Regions from separate parts of the Homo sapiens genome. Here region 1 is linked to region 2. A link is a loop called in an ENCODE intact Hi-C map of the cell type or tissue named here. Cell type or tissue: B cell. All regions are shown on one strand. Each heading gives the region's core, and the rest is flanking DNA. Links, peaks and the distances in the headings are about the cores only. Region 1 overlaps TMEM131 (transmembrane protein 131). Region 2 overlaps TMEM131 (transmembrane protein 131).

The links. A loop is a pair of places that touch in the nucleus more often than their neighbours do. Peaks named below come from ENCODE experiments on the same cell type or tissue, not always from the same donor. Only the 100,000 strongest peaks of a DNase experiment are listed, where the experiment ranks them.
Region 1: a loop joins it to region 2, with 1.9 times the contacts of the local background. A loop is called at or near these places in 2 of 110 quality-filtered maps.

What each region holds. Positions count from the first base shown.
Region 1 is chr2:97,850,900-97,853,821 of GRCh38, forward strand. All of the region lies in intron 5 of TMEM131 (transmembrane protein 131), which reads right to left. Among named protein-coding and RNA genes, the nearest start is that of ZAP70, 140 kb to the left of the region's middle. In B cell, for the core only: no CTCF peak of the experiment used is centred there; no DNase peak of the experiment used is centred there.
Region 2 is chr2:97,931,778-97,934,699 of GRCh38, forward strand. The region is part of intron 1 of TMEM131 (transmembrane protein 131); the gene reads right to left. Among named protein-coding and RNA genes, the nearest start is that of TMEM131, 63 kb to the right of the region's middle. In B cell, for the core only: no CTCF peak of the experiment used is centred there; a DNase peak (open chromatin) is centred at 1,684; H3K4me3 peaks cover 755 bases; H3K27ac peaks cover 2,500 bases.

The DNA.
Region 1 (2,922 bases), core at 259-2,758, 81 kb before region 2:
TTCAAACAATACCCTTTTAAGGCCCATCTAAACTCCAAAGAGTTAGAAAAATCACCATGGAATGTTTAATTTTTAGTGCAGTTTTCTGCCACTATCGGAACTGGACATCTAGTATGTAGATGATGGATAGGAGATCTGAGTTTCTAGTAATACCACTAAGAAACCGTAATTTTCCCAAGTCAGCACTGTACCATAGCTCAGTCCCTGGGCTTTTTCCTTCCTTGGTGATCTCATCCAGATCCATGGCTTCAGATATACACTAGTGACTCCTAAATTTCTATTTCTAGTCGAGTTCTCATATACCAAACTCGAATACTATCTGCCTATTTGCCACCTCCTCTTGGATATCTAGGAGATACCTGAAATCTAACATGTCCAAATTGAACTACTGATTGTACCTCTGAAACCCGTTCTACCCTCTGCCTTCTTCAATTCAGCTGACTCAACTCTGTCCTTCTAGTTGCTCAGGACAAAATTCTAGAGTCAATTTTGACTCTTCTCTTTCTCTCAAATCCCACATCAGGAAATCCTGTTGGGTGTATCTTCAAAACATACAGCATATCTCATTTTATTGTGCTTTGCTTTACTGCACTTCGCAGGTACTGCAGTTTTTTGTTTGACAAATTAAAGGTTTGTAGCAACCACGCATCAAGCAAGTCTATCAGTGTCATTTTTCCAACACCATGTACTCACTTTCTATCTCTGTGTCACATTTTGGCAATCTTGCAATATTTCCAAATTTTTCATTATTATTATATCTGCATGGTGATCTGTGATCTTTGATGTTGCTACTGAAATTGTTTTAGGGCACCACAAATTATGCCCACATAAGATGGCAAGCTTAAATCGAAAAATGTTATGTGTGTTCTCATTGCTCCACCAACTGCTGTTCTCCCAACTCCCTTCCTCTCCTCAAGCTTCCCTATTCCTAAGATACAATAATATTACAATTAGGCCAATTAGTAGCCCTACAATGGCCTGTAAGTGTTGGAGTAAAAGGAAGGGTTGCACATCTCTCACTTTAACCCAAAATCTGGAAATAAGGTTAGTGAGGAAGACATGCTCAAAGCCAAGAGAGGCTCAAAGCTAGGCCTTTAGTGCCAAACAGCCAAGCTGTGAATGCAAAGGAAAAGTTGTTGAAGGAAGTTAAAAATGCTATTCCAGTGAACACACATGTGGTAAAGAAGGAAAACAGCCTTATTGCTGATAGGGATAAAGCTTTAGTGGTCTGGATGGAAGAGCTAAGCAGCCACGGCATTCTCTTTTTTTTTTTTTTTTTTTGAGATGGAGTTTCGCTTGATGCCCAGGCTGGAGTGCAATGGCGTGGTCTTGGCTCACTGCAATCTCTGCCTTCCAGGTTCAAGCGATTCTTGTGCCTCAGCCTCCTGAGTAACTGAGATTATAGGTGCACACCACCACACCCAATTTTTGTATTTTTAGTAGAGATGGGGTTTCACCACGTTGGCCAGGTTGGTTTCGAACTCCTGACCTTAGGTGATCCACCTGCCTCAGCCTCCCAAAGTGCTGGGACTACAGGCGTGAGCCACCACGCCTGGCCTTGCCATACCATTCTCTTAAGCCAAAGTCTAATCCAGAGCAAGGCCCTGACTCTCTTTAATTCTGTGAAGGCTGAGAGAGGGGAGGAAGCTGCAGAATAGCTGAAAGCTAAAAGGGATCGATTCATGAGGTTTAAGAAAAGAAGCCAGCTCCATCACATAAAAGTGCAAGGTGAAGCATTAAATGCTGATGTACAAGTTGCAGCAAGTTATCCAGAAGATCTAGCTAAGATCATTGATGAACGTGGCCACACTAAACAACAAATTTTCCATGTAGATCAAGCAGCCTTCTGTTGGAAGATACCATCTAAAGAGAAGTCAGTGCCTGGCTTCAAAGCTTCAAAGGACAGGCTGACTCTCTCTTATTAGGGACTAACACAGCTGGTGGCTTTAAGTTGAAGCCAGTGCTCATCTGCCATTCTGAAAATTCTAGAGACCTTAAGAACTGTGCTAAATCTATTCTACCTGTGCTCTATAAATGGACAAGGCCTAGATAACAGCACATCTATTTATAACATGGTTTACTGAATATTTAAAATCCACTGTTGAGACCTAATGCTCAGAAAAAAGATTTCTTTCCAAATATTACTGCTCAGTGACAAGGCAACTGGTCACCCAGGAGCTCTGATGAAAATGTACAAGAAGATGCACGTTGTTTTCATGACTGCTAACACAACATCCATTCTTCAGCCAAGGATCAAGGAGTAATTTCAAGTTGCAAGTCTTCTTATTGAAGAAATACACTGCTTAAGGCTATAGCTGCCACAAAGGGTGATTCCTCTGATGGATCTGGGCAAAGTCCATTGAAAACCTCCTGGAAATGAGTCACCATTCTAAATGCCATTAAGAACATTTGCAGCTGGGCACAGTGGCTCAAGTCTGTAATCCCAGCACTTTGGGAGGCTGAGGCGGGTGGATCACCTGAAGTCAGGAGTTCGAGACCAGCCTCGCCAACATGGTGAAATCCCATCTCTACTAAAAAAAAAAAAAAAAAAAAAAATGTAGCTGGCAGTGGTGGGACGGGCCTATAATCCCAGCTATTCAGAAGGCTGAGGCAGGAGAATTGCTTGAACCTGGGAGGCGGAGGTTGCAGTGAGCCAAGATTGTGCCAGTGCACTCCAGCCTGGGCGACAGAGTGAGACCCCGTCTTGGAAAAAAAAAAAAAAAAAAGAACATTTGTGATTCATGGGAGAAGGTTAAAATGTCAACAATAGGAGGCTGGAAGAAGTTAATCCCAACCCTTATGGATGACTTTGAAGGAAGGGTTCAAGACTTCAGTGGAGAAGTCACTGTAGATGTGGTAGAAACAGCAAGAGAAAAGAATTAGAAGTGGCATCTGCAGATGTGAATGAATTTGTGCAATCCC
Region 2 (2,922 bases), core at 150-2,649:
CCTCAGGAGGGTCCCCAAAGCTGTGTTACAGAGTCACCTTGCCTAGCATGCTGTTGTTATGGCTGGCATCTTCTCCTCCTTCAAGTCTCAGCCTTGACCCCACTCACAGTGTGGCCCTCCTTGGCTTCTCAGAGCAGCCCAGTTATCCTCTATTATATTCCCTATCTTAATTCTTATCACAATCTGTAAAAGTTCCTGGTTTGCTTGTCAATAATCTGTGCCTAGAAGCAAGTCTGAAAAACATAAGATAAGAAATTCTGGTTAGGATAATGACATTGTGCTTGAGCCCAGGGGGCAGAGGTTGCAGTGGGCTGAGATAGTGCCAATGCACTCCAGCTTGGGTGACAGAACAAGACCCTGTCTTAAAAAAAAAAAAAAAAAAGACACTGCTATTTTAGAATTCAACATTGTTAAATACATCAATATCTCTTTTACAGTTACACTTGCTCAATATTTTGTTTCAACAAAGGGCTCAATAGCAATTTTAAAACATCCTGGACTAGGTCCACATGGGTCCCTTCGAGCTTAAAGACATTTTATGATCAAAGCTTTGTTTCTTCCCTCATTAGTTTTATTATCTGAAAAATGTAACATATACTTGTCTTCTTGCCACATTAGAAGTACAAGGGAACTCATATAAACCATATTTTAATTTTATCAAGACCACTCAATATCATCAACTTCCTAAAGAAGCTAATGCCCATGTTGTTTACTAAAACTCAAAATATAATCCTATGTAATTCAGATGTGCAGGATATATACCATACATCTAAAAAGATGAGCCAGAAAGGTTTTTCAAAATTAATTTTATAGCTAAAGACAAAATACCATAATTAATTTTCACCTTATCCTAAAGAATCTAAGTCATCTAAAAAGATCTGTAAACTTCAGTTATAAAATGTAGAACTAATGCTCAAGAACCACCAACTACTCTTAGCAGCTTCAGTATCAGAAAATCACTAAAACTCTGAAGCTCGCACTGCAAATGCTCTAAAAACTAAGCTATTACTGGAACTATAGCCCAAAACAGCAGGCCCTAGTCAGGACCTATATGATAAACCTAAATAGGCTGACTGTTAAAACAAAGTATTTAAATGCAGTCATGTACCATGTAATGTTTTGGTCAACGATGGACTGCATAGATGATGGTGGCTCCATAAGATTATAATACTGTATTTACTGTACCCTTTTCTATGTTTAGATACACGAAAACTTGCCATTGTGTTACAACTGCCTACAGTATTCAGTATAGTAACATGTTGTACAGGCTTGCAGTCTAGGAGCAATAGGCTGTATCATATACCTTAGGTATGTAGTAGGCTATACCACCTAGGTTTGTGTAGGTACACTCTATGTTAGCACAATGATTAAATGGCCTAACACCACTTAGGATGTTTTCCACGTTGAGTGATGCGTGACCATAGTACCCAAAGTCTCCAAACAGAAACACCAAGTGTCCATCACAGATGAATGGATCAACATGGCAGTTACATAATGAAATATTATTCAGCCACAAAAAAGAATGAAATTCTGATATATGCTACAACATGGATGGACCTTGAAAATATTATAGTAAGTGAAATAAGCTAGACAAAAAAGGGCAAATACTGTGCTTCTACTCACATGAAAAATGTAGAATAAGCAAATTCACGGGGACAGAAAGTAGATTAGAGGTTACTGGGCAACAGGGTAGGGGGAAGTGAGGAGTTGTGGCTTAATGGTTACTGAGTCTCTAGGGTAATGAAAAAAGAATGGTGGTGTTTGTATAACATTGTGATTAATGCTACTGAATTGTACACTTAAAATAGTTATAAATGCTGAATTTTATGCTACATACATGTTATTTTAAAAACTACAAAACTCATTAACTTAGACAAAAAAAAAATTACAAATTGAACCCAGCAATGTATAAAATTATGCATCACGACCAAGTGACTTTTACTCAAGGTATGCAAGACTCACCCAAAATTCAAAAACTGATCATTGTAATTCACCCCATCAACAGGCTAAAGAGGAAAAACACATGATCATATCAACTGACACAGAAAAAGTATTTGACAAAACCGAACACCTCTTCATGATAAAAACTCTCAAGAAGATAGGAGAAATGTAGAACTACCTCAATCTCAACCTCTAGGTAATATCCTTCTTACCAGTAAAAGACTGAATATATAGGCCCTGAGACTGGGAACATGTCAAGGATGTGGCTCTCACTCTATTCAACATGTGCTAGAAGTTCTGGCCACTTTAACAAGGCAAGGAAAAAAAAAAGACGAACACACTGGAAAGGAAATAAAACTCCCTAATTGCAGGCTACATACTTGTCTATGTAAAAACCCCAAGGACTCAAAAAGAAAAGTCCTTCTTAAAGGTAATAAGTACATATAGCAAAGTTGCAGAATACAAGGTCTAAATCCTAAAATCCAGTACATTTCTATATACTAACAATGAATATGCAAAAATCAACATTAAAATGCCATTTACAACGCCATTTACGACTCCAAATAAAATGAAGTACCTCAGATATAAATCTAAGAAAGCATGCACAGGACATATGTACTGAAATATACAAAATGCTGATGAAATAAATCAAAGAAGATCTACATAAACAAGAAGACACACTATATTCATGGATTAAAAGACTCAAAATGTAAAGATGTTAATTCTTCCCAAATTAATCTGTGGGTTTAATGTAAACCCTGTAAAAATCCCAGGATAATTTTTTGTTGACAAGCTTATACAAAAAATTAGATAGGAACAAACCCTAGAATTGCTAAAAACAATCTTCAAAAACAAGAATAAAGTGAGAGGAATCACTCCACCAGACATTATGTCTTACTGCATAACTTCAGTAACCAAGGCAGTGTGATATTGGCAGAGGGATAGACACATAAATCACTTGCAGAGAGTAGAACACCTAGA